Linked DNA regions of Homo sapiens: region 1 is linked to region 2. Evidence: read pairs that join two places in POLR2A ChIA-PET (ENCODE). Cell type or tissue: Panc1. All regions are shown on one strand.

What was found. Peaks named below come from ENCODE experiments on the same cell type or tissue, not always from the same donor. Only the 100,000 strongest peaks of a DNase experiment are listed, where the experiment ranks them.
Region 1: POLR2A ChIA-PET joins it to region 2 with 11 read pairs; 2 of 35 experiments call an interaction of 5 or more read pairs at or near these places.

What each region holds. Positions count from the first base shown.
Region 1 is chr11:132,403,744-132,411,743 of GRCh38, reverse strand. No RefSeq gene overlaps it. Among named protein-coding and RNA genes, the nearest start is that of NTM-IT, 120 kb to the right of the region's middle. In Panc1, no CTCF peak of the experiment used is centred here; no DNase peak of the experiment used is centred here.
Region 2 is chr11:132,278,455-132,286,454 of GRCh38, reverse strand. The region is part of intron 4 of NTM (neurotrimin); the gene reads right to left. It overlaps NTM-IT (NTM intronic transcript), which reads right to left and starts at 2,153. Exons shown (of 3, transcript NR_046820.1): 1 at 2,097-2,153; 2 at 1,374-1,689. RefSeq lists enhancers at 1,009-1,577, 1,578-2,147. In Panc1, CTCF peaks have their summits at 6,873 and 7,076; a DNase peak (open chromatin) is centred at 7,087; H3K27me3 peaks cover 394 bases.

The DNA.
Region 1 (8,000 bases), 130 kb before region 2:
TGCAAAGTAAACATTTGTGTTTTTTTTCTCTTGTTCTTCTCTCAGCCTTCTTTTATGTCCTCACTTTCCTGAGTTGTTTGAAGATATAATTCAAATGTGTTGAAAATTCAACTTCATTGAAAAAATTAAAAATTGTAATTTATATGTAATTTCTTTGTTGAAATTCAAAGAGGAGAAACACATTTCTGAGTCTTGGATTATTCAAGAACACAAGGTTGGAAAGGCATCAATAAGGTTTTGGTAGAATTCCAAAGGAGTGTTGAAGCAATAGAGTAGAACTAAATTTTTAATCTAAGAAACAGGTATCAGATAGCCAAGTTATGACAGGTACTGAGGATTCAAATTGAGAGACAGAGTGTATATCTTCCAGAAAGTCCTAGCCCAGATTTCACAGCACAGCACATGGTAGTTTTTAATCAAGGGCTTGAGGAGCCCAGTAGAAGCCACTTAACCCAGACAGGAGGGCTGAAGGCACTCTTCCAGAAGATGAGAGGTCTCACCTGAGCCTTCAGGAAGCGGAAGGACCTAGCCAGGGAAAGGGAGAGGGAGAGGAGCAAGTGACTGTGGACAGAGGGACATCGTCAAAGAGCACATAGAGGCACGAGAGAAGCACAGCATGGTCAGGAAACTGTAAGTATAGATTACCCCATGAGGGGTGCAGGCAGAGGTGCATGGCAGGAGACGAGGTCTAGACCCTAAAAACCTCTATGGGGAATGCTGATATACTGGGACTTGTCCTGAAAAAAATAAGGAAGATGTTGAAGGATTTAATAAAAAGAGCGGCTAAATTGGTCTTGCAGTGTAGAAAGATCAGCCAGGCAGCAACAGGGACTAACTGGGCATCGGTCACACTGGCAAGGGGAAAACATGTTAGGAGTCATTGAAATAATTCAGGTGAGAAATGGTAAGAAGGAATTAGAAAAAACAGGCAAGTTGGGATGATTTTTCAGGGGTAGTTTTGATGGGAGGGCCTGGAGGTATGGGGTGATGGAGGATGTAGAATATGGGGAATACACAAGGTTTCAAATTCAGCCAACTGGACGGAAGATGGTACCATCCTACGATTCTCAAAACTTAAAAGAATGATGAGGTTCCATCCAATTTTTGATATATCCAGTTTTAAGTATCTGTAGAACCTCCAGGTGGAGACATTTAAGCACCATCAGCATTTTCCTAAGTCATCTAATTATATCCACTGCCATGCACAAGGGATGCCTGATTTCCTTTCTCTGCCTCTCACTTTAATTCCAGAGGAACTCTGGCTTCTTGGATCATCCATCTGCAATTCATTTATCATCCTCCATTTCCTCTGTATCCTGATTTTGTCTTAAAAAGGTACTGGTTTTCTCTTTTCTTTTTTTTTAACTGCTTGTTGTGATAGAAGAGTAGAGAGCAGTTCTCTGATTAGGCAGTAAAGAAGTAACAGATGCTTTAAATGGGGAAGGGGGAAACTGGCACAGCTGTCCCACTGCCTAGATGAAGTTTGGCTCTTCCTGGGCCTCATACAAAGGGCCAAGCCATTATTCACTGGGTTCTGTGAGAATAGCTGACCACTGAGCGTCTTCGAATGAGGGTGGAGTTTTCTCCCAATTTGCCTGTAATATTACAGTGATGCAAGTTCTCTTTGTATTTTCATCACATAGTTTGATGCTCACTTGCTTGCTAACAAATTCCAGAAAGGTTTTTAAGCTTTCAAACCTCATCAGAGAGCTTACCTCTGATTAAGAGTGATGCATTTCATTTGAATGACTTAAGGATTGAAATATACATTAAGCTTGTTCCTTTTTTTTTTTCAATGATCCCAGAGAGGTTCTCCTAAAACTAGAGGAGGCTGAATCTCAGTAGGAAGCCACAGTGTCTGACTGCATCCAGGTGGCCCTGTCAGCTCACATCCAGTACAGAGCCATGTGAATTGGGTCTATTTGTGTTGCTCAGGAGGCAAGACAGCACAGTCTTTCAGGTCAGGGAGAACCAAGTTGAAATTCTGATTCTGCCACGTACTGGCTGTGTTCCTATAAGCTTATGAAATAATCTCCTACAGTTTCAGTCTACTCATCTACCACATAGAGCTGGGAGAGAACTACCCTGTGACATTGCTATGAGGTGTATAAGAGAAAGAGTAATAGGAAAATCCCTGCACAGCTTCTTGCCTGTAGATGCTTGGCATTCAGTGGTAGACAATCAGTAACTTCTTTCCTCATTCTCTTCACAGTCTTCTGCCTCTTTCAAGCCACCCCACACCTACCACTTATGATTGTCTAGAAGGCATCGTGTAAGGGCTGGTTTCAATTACATATCACATTACCAGATTTATGGTTGGGATTCCATGAAATAAAATATGTAGTGTGCCTAACAAGGTGCCCAGCTTCTAAATGCTTAATCATATCCAATTTCCTTTCCTCCATTCTCTGCAGCCATTTGAGCATAAGCGAACCAGGTACAAATGCATAGAGGATGCCTGTAAGTTCTCTGCTGCCCAGACCCTGAAGGTGTACAGGTGCTTTCTGGGAAAGCACCTGTATACCTGAGAACATAGGCAGCCTGGGGCTCTGCCCATGAAGCCTATCTCTTTTGCTCTCAATCTTGTTTCCTGTGTGGTGGATTTGCAAGGATGGTTGCTCTGGTTACAAGACCAAACCACTTCAGTTTCTGTCTCTTTGTCACTAAAGGTCTCGGGGGAATCAGCTTATTAGAGAAATAGTCACTGCATAGTTGAATCAGCTAGGACCATACAAGGACTCACTGGAAGTCCTCAGACACAAAGCTGCCAATTCTCCTCTTGAGGCACACAGAGGCTCAGTTTCAGTGCCATGGCAGTGTGGACAGCCCCATTTGTGATTTCTCTCTGTTTCCTATTACCCACCTTGTGTGATGGTGGCCCCAGTGCTGAGTCAGTCTGCTTGCTGGGATGTTTCCACTTTGGTGTAAATTTCTAGTTGAGTTTGTCTCAAAACTCCCCATTGTCCCTGCCTGGCTCTTTCCTCTACTCACCTCTGTTCCATGGGCAGCTTCAGCACTTTTCAACCTACCCCATTCCTCCTCTTAGTTATTTCCTACCTTAAGAAATTTGAAACTGCTAAGGAAGAGAGTGAGACAAGAAGTGAAAGGCACCATGCAGGCGAAGAATTCTGCCTTGTGAAGATGAGTTTTGTTGTAGTGCACGGGGAGTCTGCAGGTGAATCTTCTCTCTCTGCAGACCCACTCCTGTTCCTGTACAGCAACCTCAGGACAATAGTGATACATGTGCAGGGAGCAGAGGCTGGTGAGGGAGCTGAGCAAGGATGGAAAGCTGTTAACATTTGTGTATTTATGGAAATCACGTGAGAAGTTCAGGCTGTCATGTGTCCTAGTTCATATAATATTCAAAGCAATCTTGGGAATAATGTGTTATCCCCACTGAAGCTCCAAGGCCCACTGTTGAAGACTAGCAGGGGTGGGGTTCCAAGGCAAGTCCATCAAATTTCCAACTACGTGCCCTTTCCAGTTACACGCCAGGTTGTCTCCATGCTTCAGGGTTCACCCCGTGTTCCAAAAAACACTGGGATTTCTTTAACGAACACAAGAGAAAGTCACTTCAGGCTCTTGCATGACTGCCTTATTTGTGAGCTTCCAGAAAGCTCACAAAGTGGGAAGGGTGTCTGTCTCTTGGAAGAAAAGAGTTTCCATCTCTTGGAAGAAAGGAGGGCAGGGGTTCCTATATCTTGAAAGAAAACAACATCAACTTTCTAGGCAATCTCCTGGCTGGATTCAAAGGCCAGGTGCAGAAAATGACTGTGCTCTTCAGCACTGACCCTGTCCACCTTCCCACTGGGGAATGAACCACTGGGGCTATAGGCTCACCTGAGACTGACCTTAACTCAAGGATGGGTCTCAGAGCCTCAGGGAAGCAACAGACAAAAGAATCTTGCAGTCCTAAAGAGAACTGAGGAGATAAGAGAATTAATTTTAGACTCAAAGTTCACAATGGAGTATCATACGAGTAAGAAGAAATCTTTGCTTTTTTCTTTTAGTTGGGACAAACAACAGGGGCTGACAAAAATCACAGCCTGGGAAGAGAGATTATGAACTGTAAAATATTGACTTGATTCAGTTAAATATGACTCCACTTATATGGATTCTAAATATAAATATATAGGTCTACTTAAAATCATCTACCCACCCATCTCTTTATCTCTCTACCTTTCTATCTGTCTCATTTTTCCTGTCACCCTCCATGACAATGAGCACAATAGCAGGAGGTAGTTTGTATGTTTGCTGTTTTCTCAATATCTACGACAGTGCCTGGCACAGGGTGGGCATCGGTATCCACGGAATGAACGAATCCATGGCTTTTGAGCTGAGGAAGAACATAATCAAAATGGTCCTTTGAGCTGAGGCCTTGCAGAGATGTACTGGATAGAGCGAAAGGGGGAAGCTAGCCCCAGTAGGCAGGGAAGGGGAGGCGGGGGAGCTATGTGTGGCCCGTGTTTGTGGTCATGAGCATCTGATGTAGGAGGTGGCCAAGGCTGGGAGGGATCATACAGACATGAAAGATATTGAGAAGGGAGGATCGATGGTATTTGTCTACTTATTTTGTCTGAAAGGAAGTGGCCTGAGTAGAGCAAGTAATTTCTTTTCATCGTGCTTTTGTTTGTTCATTTGTTTGTTGTTTCCTCTGGAATAGTGATACTAATCTTATATTTTTATAACCAGTCGTGTTTGCAAGAAGCTTGGGTTTCACTGCTCATATTTTTCAGGCAAAGCACCTGCCACACAGAGGCCAATGCTTTGTCCTGGTCTGACACCTAGTTAGAGGCAGATGAGAGCTGCTGTCCGGGTTCCCTGGCTACTCATGTATTCCTGGTCCCCTTTCCTCTCCTGGCCAGCCTCTGTTCCCAAGCAAGAAATTCTGTCCTTGCACCTTCCCTCCTGCTCTGGGGCAGTCAAGTTCCCACCTCATCAGTGTACATTTCCTCTTCCCCAACAAGCCCTGCGACCCCCAAAAGGGAAACCTGACCTAGTTCCCACCAGCTTACACTGCACCCTTGTACCTCACCTAAGAAAGACTACACAGGGCTGAGTGTGGTGGCTCACACCTGTAATCTCAGCACTTTGGGAGGCCGAGTGGGGGGATCATTTGAGGTCAGGAGTTCGAGACCAGCCTGGCCAATGTGGTGAAACCCTGTCTCTACCAAAAATATAAAAATTAGCCAGGAATGGTGGCAGGCACCTGCAGTAGTCCCAGCTACTCGGGAGGCTGAGGCTGGAGAATCACTTGAACCCAGGAGGCGGAGGTTGCAGTGAGCCGAGATTGCACTACTGCACTCCAAGCTGGGTGACAGCAAAACTCTGTCAGAAAGAAAGAAAGAAAGAGAGAGAGAGAGAGAAAGAAAGAGAGACAGAGAGAGAGAAAGAGAGAAAGAGAGAAAGAAAGAAAGAAAGAGAGAGAGACTGCACGACTAACTCAACCAGGAGGTGGCTTATATCCAGTGGATTCCCAGTGCCACAGCCTCCTTTCCCTGAGCATCTGCTTTGTGCCAGCACCACACTCAGCCTGGTAAAGAATGGAGTGGCATAAAATGTGGTCCCTGCCTCTGGGAGTATAGGATAGAATTGGAAGGACAACACACACGTGTGACACACACCACACACACACACACACGCACAAATTTGCATGACTAAAACCTGAAATGGTGAGTAGTCTTTAGAGGTCACTCCCACTGCTGGAAACTTGGGGGGGGTGATTACATCACAAAGACTACTTTGCTCAAATGCCCTCCTTTGCCTAAACACACACCTCCCCACCAGTGCAGCTCAGGGAAGGCTACCTGGAGGAGCAAAGCTGAGAAAGAGGGCAAGTTCCCCTCCCTCCCCTACCCAGCCTGACCAGTTGTTCCCAGGATCCATTGTTCTCCCTCCATAAACAATAAACAGCACTCAGGGGAGGGAGGGCCCAACACCGGGGTGGGTGGGCGCCCAGCTGCCGTCCTCTGTGCCACATCAGTAAACAGCAACACAACAATCAACTGGGCCTTTTTGATGAAGACAAAACCATAGAGGAAAACCATTAGAAGAGGTAATAAAGGCCCTTCTTATACAGTTAATAGAGAGCCTCCTGGATGGAACAAGACCAGCTGTTGCTACTGAAAATTTACTTCTGTTTTCAAGTTCAAATAGAGACTAAAACATTATCTTCACGGGAATTGATTTTACGTCTTCCAAACACATATGCCACCTTAATTGTGATTTGTGTGATAGTTCAGCTGCTGAAAGCTTTCGTTTATCTCTACCTGGTTAAACAACTTTAAATAATAACAAGTCAATATATCTGTTTATTGACCAGGGTTCTTCTCATCCCCAGAGCACACTGTTGAAGAAGAAGGTACTTAACCCTTTGTTTCCCTAGCCCTGCCACATATCTCATTTTTCACATTCTCAATGGGGAGATATAATTGTTTAAAAAATGGAATGAAGCCGGGTGGCATGGCTTACACTTGTAATTCCAGCTATTTGGGAGGCTAAGGCAGGAGGATTGCTCGGGGCCAGGAGTTCAAGACCAGTCTAGGCAACATAGTGAGACCCCATCTCTACAAAAAATTAAAAACTAACACCCCTGTGTTCCTGACTACTCAGAAGGTTGAGGCAGGAGGATCACTTGAGCCCAGGAGTCAGAAGCTGCGGTGAGCTAGGACTGGGCCACTGCACTCCATCATGGGTGACAGAATGAGACCCTGTCTCAAAAATAAACATAAAAAAATAAAGAATAAGGACATATAGGGCCTTCTGTGATGTGCTTTCTCATGGTGGGTTTGGGCTTTTTTAGCCTTAATGCATTCCTTAAAAGATTTTTTTAAGCGATTTTTGTCAAACTCCTTGGCTAAACTAAACTAAAAGTAAAATGGAAACTGAATTTCCTCATTCATTTTACTTAGAGAAAGTGTTTTTGGACTGAGATTGAGAAATGAGTATTAAAGATGGCAGCTTGTTTTAGAAGACCTACATAAACAAACAAACATGGCCTTTCAATAGTGTTTCTTCTAAGGTATGCCTCTTCTCTAGAAGGGCTTGATGTCCTATGAAGTGAGGTGGGGAGGAGGGGAAAAGCGAGTTTCTTTTTTTGGTGTGAACTTAAGCCTAGAATACTTCAAATAGTGAAATTTTGTTGGTAATGATGGTGATAGGGTAAAGTTTGGCTTTTTCTTGGTTTTTGTTTTTGCGGGACTCCATCATGGATCACCCAATAGGAAGCCAAGAATGAAGCAGACTGGGAATGCGAGAGCTCTTGTAGCCAATGCCCAGCCCTGCAAATCTGCCAGGGAAGCAGAACAGAGCCAAGTGGAAGTAGTGTCCTACTGGGCAGGGTTGGGCGTCTCTCCCTTATCCAGTGGGGTCTGCTCCTTGGAGTCAAGGGTCTGTCATGCATCCGAGGGTTTGGGGTCTATCTCTCCTCAGGATGACCCAATGTTCAGATGGCAAGGAGAAGGCACTGCCCACAGCCCCAGCTCTCCATGTGACCACCTACCACAAGAGTACCTCCCTGCAGTGTCGGCTTGGCTTATGAACCACAAGCACACAGGGAGGGGTGCGGATGGGGAATCTCCCACCTGCATCTGGTCTGCTGGGTAAAATCCAACTGGTGTCAGTGCAGTCCAAGTCACCGGGAGACATGCAGTTTGTGCTTCTGGGAGGAAGAAAGGGAAATACAAACAGTGCACACCATTCTCTGTTAACTGCCCTGGGAATGAAGAGGTGAGGCAGGCTGTATACCACAGCAGGTGTACATCAGGTGTACAGTTCGGGATCCATTCATTTGTTAGGAGTGTTTTCTAGTTTTCACTAAGTACTTGAAAGCTTGGCTTCCCGTTACTACCATCCCAATTCAGGCCTCCATTTAAAATGCACAGCCCCCCATGTTCTCACTTTCCTTTCTCCCTCCCACTTCTCCCAGTGAGCTCTATAGCTGCAGAGTAAATAATACTGTTAATAATAGCAGTACTTATAACTGACAGATTGCTTATAAA
Region 2 (8,000 bases):
GTGTTACTCCTAAATCTCCTTCCTTTGAATCTTTCAATCCTTCATTCAGGTCCTCTTCCAAGAAAGGGCCAGAAACACAATCCCATTTGAAAAGAACTACTATTTTTAAACTGTTCTCCTGAGATGAAGTGCAGAGTGGCAGCCTGCTGTAACAGACAGAAATAGCCTGCACTGCCATAGGCCAGACTCGTTTATGTTTTAGCTTGAATGAGTCTCTTATTTTATGTTCCTGATAAAATGAGGGGGATATAATATCGACTGTGAAGTTTATAGATCAGTTTAAATATTTTAAATATATGGATGCATTCTGTAAATTGTACTCCACTGTGTGGATATTAGAAGTTATTATTTCACAGAAACCAGAGACTCAAACTAAAGGTACTGATGATCAAATGTCAGCCAGCAGCCAAGCCAAGTGCTTGGGGTGATAGGTCTTCCTTGCAGATGGAAGCTCTTAGTTTGCAGGTGCCCACTGACTCTGCAAACCGAGGAAGCCAGTCCTGAGCTGAACTCCATTTTTCTCATGATGCAGCCAGGATAAGCTAGAGTGGCTACATTAGCAAGATTCCCATCTACAAGAGGCTGGACTGTGCCTTGAATTGTAAAGATCCTGGTGGAGTGAGACTCATCTGTCAAGGCTAGGAGAGGCAGACAGTCTAAGGGACAGCGACTGGCAGTAAATATGGCCAGAGCAGAGTCGGGGAAGATTGATGTCCTACCTGAGAAAAGGGGAGTGATGCAAAGAATAAATGATCTCTTGTGTGTCCTTTGGTCCTAAGAGCTAAACTCATATTGCCAATTTGATGCCTGGGGAACCGCTGTGAATATAACTCATGGAGAAAAAGTGATAAGTGTAATGGGTGGTGCCCGAGACATAGCAAGTCCAGGTGCACCGATGCCCCAATCTGGGTGCTCCTGAACAGCAGGGAGTGTGCCTCAGGCTGTCGAGGGGTGGCTGTGACAGTGAGAGTAGCAGTGCCATCTCAGTCAGGTCCACGAAGGAGGACACTTAGAAAAACAGAGTTGGTCAGAGCTGGGAGCATTTCATTCCTCCTTCTTCAAGATGTGCATGACAATTAACAACAACAAAAAGGTGAGAAGAGAGAGGTACAAAGGGAGCTCAGAGCAGAGGCTGCCCATAGTCCTGTGACCACAGGGTGGAGAGGAAGGCTGGTGGGCATGAGAACCAGGTAGGATGGCTCCCAGTCAATGTTAATGTGAAGCCACAGAGGGCAAGGCAGGGGTCCAGGCCTCTGAGGGGCAGATGGGCTGAGAGAGCACTACTGAGGATGCCCCTTGAGAGAGGGGGAGTCCAGGTGGGAAGACGTGGGTAGCAGGGAAGCCTAGGCTGGGAAGGTCTGAGTGGACAGCACCTGCAGGCAGCGTCACTTTGCTCCTCACACTGCTCTTTCTGCTGCATCTCAGGGTCCCATGAGCACAGTCCCAGAGTGACCCTTCCTGCTCCTGCTCATGCTTCCCCAGGTGGATGAGCTCCCACCTCTCTTGGAGCTGTGCTTTCCTCATCCTGTTGCTGTGGCAAACACACCAGCACACATTCCTAAGTCACGCATGCATCCGCAGCGGCTCAGCCTCGTGGCTGTGCAGCAGTCGCAGTGCTGGGCATCTGAGGCGGGTCTCCATGAGGCAGGAGTAGAAACCCTGGCCGGCCCCGCCTTCTCCCCAAGGCCACTGTCGGGGAAGAGTCAGGTGGGGTTTACAATGTGACAGTTGGAGGAGGCAGAGGAGAGGGACTGACCAGTTGTTATGGGCTGATTTATGCTCCCACCCCAAATCCGTAAGTTGAAGTCCCAACCGCCAGTATCACAGTGTGAGGGCATTTGGAAGCAGGGTCCCAGTATCACAGTGTGAGGGCATTTGGAAGCAGGGTCCCAGTATCACAGTGTGGGGGCATTTGGAAGCAGGGTCCCAGTATCGCAGTGTGAGGGCATTTGGAAGCAGGGTCCCTAAGTAGGTCATGCAGTTAAACTGAGGTCACTGGGGGAGACCCAATCTAATGGGACTGGTGTCCTTAGGAGAAGAGATCAGGACACAGAGATGCAGAGGGAAGACATGTGAAAACACAGGGAGAAGGCGACCTTCTACATGCCAAGGAGAGAGGCCCTCCCAGAAATCAACCAGGCCGACTGTTTTAGCTCAGACTTCTGGCCTCCAAATTTGTAAGACAATGCATTGCTGTTGTTGAAGCCCTCCAGGCTGTGGTACTTTGTTACCTCAGCGCTAGCAACCAGTAGAGTGGGTGTCCAGGGGAAAGCCCAGAATAGGGAGGGGGCTCACCTTGGAGGGTTTGCTGTGCGCCAGCTCTTTCCCATACCTCATTTCATTTTAATCCCCACAAAATCATCCTCTAGGGATCCTGGGGCTGAGGCCCCAGGGGCTGGGACAGTCCTTTGGAAGTGGTGGGGCTTTCTACAAGCACTGGGCATTGCCTCAGAGGGAGGAAGGAAGGGAGAGGGAGAAGCCCAAGAGGAGGAGAGGAGGCCAGGAAAAGGGCGGGATGGAGGGAATCACTGAGATAGAGCCCCTGGGGTGATGACAGCACAGGCACTCCCATGGGGCCTGGGCAAGAGCTTAGTGTCTCCTCTGCAGACACGGTTACTGGTAGGACATTTCCACTTTCCCTCTAAAGCCCCCCATTGAACAGGAGGGCACATTTCAGACTTGCCCATCTTAGCCTCCCCTCCTATCCCTCTTCGCTAAAAGCATTCTCAGTCCCTGAGCCTAACTTAGAACAGGGTGCTATGAAGTACCGCCTAGAGGTGGAAGCAACTGCAGAGAGAACTGGATGCTTCTTTTCTTTCATTCATCATTTAGGAATATAACCATGATGCAAATATTTTTTTAAGATGCCAATTTTTTCATCCAAATTGTTATTCAAGCATAAATAGGCATCACATTTTGCACATCATCCCGAGCTCCTTGATCTCTGATCGCTGTCCTAATTGTCTTACTTGACAAAGACGATGAGGCACCAAACCCTGCACTAGAACAATGAATCTGTGCTTCTCCAAGAGGTGGTGCTAATTATCTTGAGCCACTCCCTTAGAACTATTGGGCTGGCTAAAGTAGGTTATGATTTTACCAACTTGGAAAAAATTAAGAATTTGCCAGATGTTTAGCTTTTACACCATATGACAGAAATTGCCCCTGTTGACCCGGAGCGGTGGCTCATGCCTATAATCCCAGCACTTTAGGAGGCTGAGGCAGGTGGATCACGATGTTAAGAGATTGAGACCATCCTGGCCAACATGGTGAAACCCTATCTCTACTAAAAATACAAAAATTAGGTGGGCATGGTGGCACGTGCCTGTAGTCCCAGCTACTCAGGAGGCTGAGGCAGGAGAATCGCTTGAACCCAGGAGGCGAAGGTTGCAGTGAGCCAAAATCATGCCACTGCACTTTGGCATGGAGACAGAGCGAGACTCTGTCTCAAATAAAAAAAAAAAAAAAAAAAAAAAAAGGAATAAAGGAATTTCCCGTTTCATTTCTTCCAAGTACATTAAATTATATGAACACATGTTGATAAAGTTGTTTAACCTGTATCTATTACAAAGCTTAATTAAAATGGCATATATTATATAAACACACATATCACTTGGAGTTAAGAAGTTAAGTTAATGCCTATTAATAGGCATTCATAGATTGTAAGAAGATTTTGTGTAGATTATGTTTCTCTCTTAAACAGGCTAAATATTCAATTTATCACTTTACCTGTCCTAATGTTTTCTAAATCATCTTCCTCTTTCTACTCTTGACACAAAGGAAAAACTTATTCCAACTGAGTTGAAACATCCCACATTTTTAATTAATTAATCTGGTTGGAATTAATGATGTTTCACTGTTTGGGCAATGAGATATTTTTTGGAAAACATGAGCTTTTCAAGACACAAGCTACTCGGGGAGCGTATTTCTGTTCAGAGTTGTTGTAGACAAAAATCTGCTATTTGAGGAGGGGGCTGGGACTGTCATCTGAAAGCTCCTAATGATCAGCATTATACATCACAATAAAAAATGTGTCTTTGTGTAAACTTGGAAACCAGAACAATTTATAGCTATTTCAAGTTACCCACTGGCTTCCAGACACAAGCTATTCCCTAAAGAGCTCTAGCTCAGCTGCTCTGGTGACAAGAGAATTTCTGAGGAATATTTCATGAAGATTTTTAAAAATGTTTACAACAATGCAAATATTGATGTCTCAGCCCAGTCAATACGGCAATTTATTGTCCTTCAATGTAAACATTGAGCCAGGCTCCCTATTGGTCAATATCTACACTCAGGTAAATAAATCTTTATACTGACTTCAGCAGATGTCAATAGCTACTTATTCCAGATAAGTAAAAGTAAAAACAGGAAGCATTATTTATTTTTTGAGGTAAAATAGCAACTAGTTACATAAAGGCCTGGCAGCATTTCTGAAATATCAATACGTAGTTGCTTTTGGCAATGAAACATAACAATATGATAAGATGTGGGCTTAAAGCTCACAGGTTGAAAGTTTGGAAGCAGAAATTAATAAAAATAAATTTTATCTATGTTATTAATATCACAATACTTTTTTTGAGATTGAAAGCATTCCAAGATTTCTTGTTCTTTTTATCATGTGTGAAGTCAATTTTTGATAGTACTCATAACTGTGAGAATTCACAAGGCTATATTCCTGAACGCTTCCTAGATGATGCAATTAACCCTTATTCCAAATCTAAAAGAAGAATATGTCTGTGCTTGACCCATGTATGATGTGAAAGCTTACTGTCTGGTCATGCTTTGGGCTGCACATATTGTGCTTTGGAATCAAGCTTCAAGGACAATTTCTGGGCATCAGACTTCTGTATTTTTAGATATCTATTCTTACAGACTGGGGTTCTGTAAATGAAAGAAGGTTCTCCCACAGTCATTGGGCAGTGGGTGGACAAGGAACCCAATCATCTATTAAAATGATTTGAAGATGAACAAATGTTTCTGTGTATTTGCATCTGAATTGTGAAAAACATATACGTATATGCATATACTTGTATATATTGAACTCTTTCGGAGGCACACTGAGCTTTTGTGGGCACAGAATTGATTACCTAGACACTGTCAGATATTTACTTAAAAATAATAATATATTAAGAAAAGTATCAATGTTACTTCCCTGTGAGAAAACTCCTGAAACCTTCAGGCTTGTGATTATGCTCCACTAATTGGTGTGTGGACTCACTGGGCTAACAGAAAATTTAGCTAATCAAAACGCAGCCATGCTCTGAAGACCCACTGGTCACACCCAAGGTCATTCCTTTAAAGCTGTTAGAAGAATTTAGTTACTGAAGGAGTGATGCTCCATGTTGATGTGGCACTTTCAAAGCAGCATATGCCAAATAAAATTAAATGAACATTTATGCTCATTATAAAAATGTCTACAATGCAATGGGGGCTGGAAAAAGAAAATGAGGTTTTAAAAAAGATCAAAGCTGCTAATAGTGAGAGAATGTTATTTGCCTCAAGTGTGATTTTCCTCCAGAGGTTTCTTAGCCAATGACTGCCCTGTGGGCAATGACTGTTGAATCTGAGGAACAGCTAGCTATAGGTGGCTTTGAAATCTGGGGTGGGGTTTACAGAACCACAAACAAATGAAAGCTATCCCTACAATTCACAATAAGAAGACTATCAGAGGCCAGGGGTGGTGACTCAGGCCTGTAATCCCAGCGCTTTGGGAGGCCGAGGTGGGCAGATCACCTGAGGTCAGCCATTCCAGACCAGCCTGGCCAACATGGTGAAACCCTGTCTCTACTAAAAATACAAAAATCAGCTGGGTGTGGTGGCATGCACCTGTAATCCCAGTTACTTGGGAGGCTGAGACAGGAGAATCGCTTGAACCTGGGAGGTGGAGGTTGCAGTGAGCCAAGAACATGCCACTGCACTCCAGCCTGGGTGCCAGGGCGTGACTCCATCTCAAAAAAAAAAAAAAAAAAAAAAAAAAAAGAAGAGAGTATCAGGACAGTGTGGTGAGGCCAGGAGATGTCTCCAGTAGACTCGGAGGGTGCTGAGACTAAGTTCACCCGAAAACTAAAGAGCTGGTGCACCCTAGGCGAGCAAACTGCATGTTTCTGCTGGAGTGTCCTGTACTTTCACCATGTTACATTACTATTTCGGGTGGGGGATACTGATGTCAACACAGCCTTCAAGATAAATCCAAGGAACTTTGCTAGCAAACCTCAAATTTATTTTCTGGCATTAGGCAAACTAGTAAATCACAATCCCTGCCCTATATGTACAGAAGGATTTCTCTGATGACCTCGGTTGAGATCCATCAAGGGGAATTTTCTCTCATCAACTGTTTAACAACAATTACTGAGCACCAATGATAGTCCAGAGATGACTTAAAAATTCAACGCTGATGTTCTGAACATGTACCATGAGCTGGAGACAGACTATCAATGAAGTCCTGTTTACCATGGCGGTCTGTTTCAACAACAGTAACCGGCATATAGTAGGAGTTATTGGTCATTATTTGTTGAATGAATTAATAAATGGATGATTACTGAGGCAGTCCTCACCATTAAGAGATGGACAGCCCACAGAGAGTTCTGTGATACAATTATTATAACACGATGTGAATCTTTATATGGAAGGTATGCAAAGGAAATGCAGAGTGTTAAGTCCACAAATCTACAGAGATCTTGTGTGTGTTAATTTTGGTGGGTATGGGCATGTGTGTGGGTGGAGAAGGTGAGTTATTAGGGAAATATTAATAGAAGAGGTAGCACTTAAGCTGAGATTTTTAAAGGCTAAATATAAACAAAGGCCTGGAAGATCAATGGCGGAAAGGATTCCAGGCAGGTGGAATAGCCTGTGCAAAAAATCAGAGGCATGAAGACATATGGTTTTAAGTATTTATACATAATTGTTTGAGCCTGGGATTTAACGTGCAGTAGTGGAAGTTCTGGTGAGCATTAAGTGCGAACATGTGGGCTGGCATCTAAACATGACAAGCAAAAGGACTGTAGGATACTCCTGAGAATCTTGGATGATCATCTGCAAGATTGGAGCGAGAGTCACATGAACAGATCTCTGTGATAAACAGTGCCCTCTAGCAGCAGAATGGAGGAGGAAGCAGAGGCCAAGTCTAAAGACAAATGGATTCATGAGAGAAATAGCACAATGATTCCAGTAAGAGATAATATGTGCCTCAGGTAGGCAGTGGCTGTGGAAATGGACAGAATGTAATATATTAAAAGGAAATTTAGAAGAATTAATTGATGGGACTTGGATATTAATTGAAAAGATAGCTGGAATAAAAAGAAGGCATCTAAAATAACTTACAAGTCTCTGTTTGGGGCCAGCAGATAGCTGTGGTATTCTCTGTGATAAGCAGAACAGGAAGACTATCAGGGGCAGACAGAAGAAACACCATGTTGCATTCCATTTGGATGATCTAAGTTTAATGTGACTGTAAGATATTCAAAAGGGGACGTCTTGTGGATATTTGGATTTGGCTCTCAGGAGTGAAGACTGAGCTGTACAGATCTGCTTGTTACATGTTTATTGCAGCTACATATTGGTGTAAGTTATAGCTGCGGGGTTGAATGAAATACAAGGAGAGGAGCGTAGAGTGAACAAAGAAAGGATCTGTATCAGAGCCACCCTGGAGATTACTGACATTTAAGCAGTAAAGAGAGAGAGAGAGAGAGAGAGAGAGAGAGAGAGAGAGAGAAGCCCAAATGAAGGTTAAGAAAGACATTCCAAAGGAGGAGAACTGTAAAGCAGCATTACGAAGCTAAGACAGAATGTGTTTTCCAAAGATCTCTGGATGGTGTCTCCATACCACACTGACTTTGACAGTCCTCCCACTGAGAGGTGGAGAATATGACCCTGCACCCTTGCATTCCACTTGTGTCTCTTGTGTCTGGGTGGGGCTGCAATGTAGTTTCTGCCTGTGTTCTAGAAACCCAGCCACCTTGCTAGGAGGAAGCCCAAGCAAGGCTATGCACAAAGACTACTTG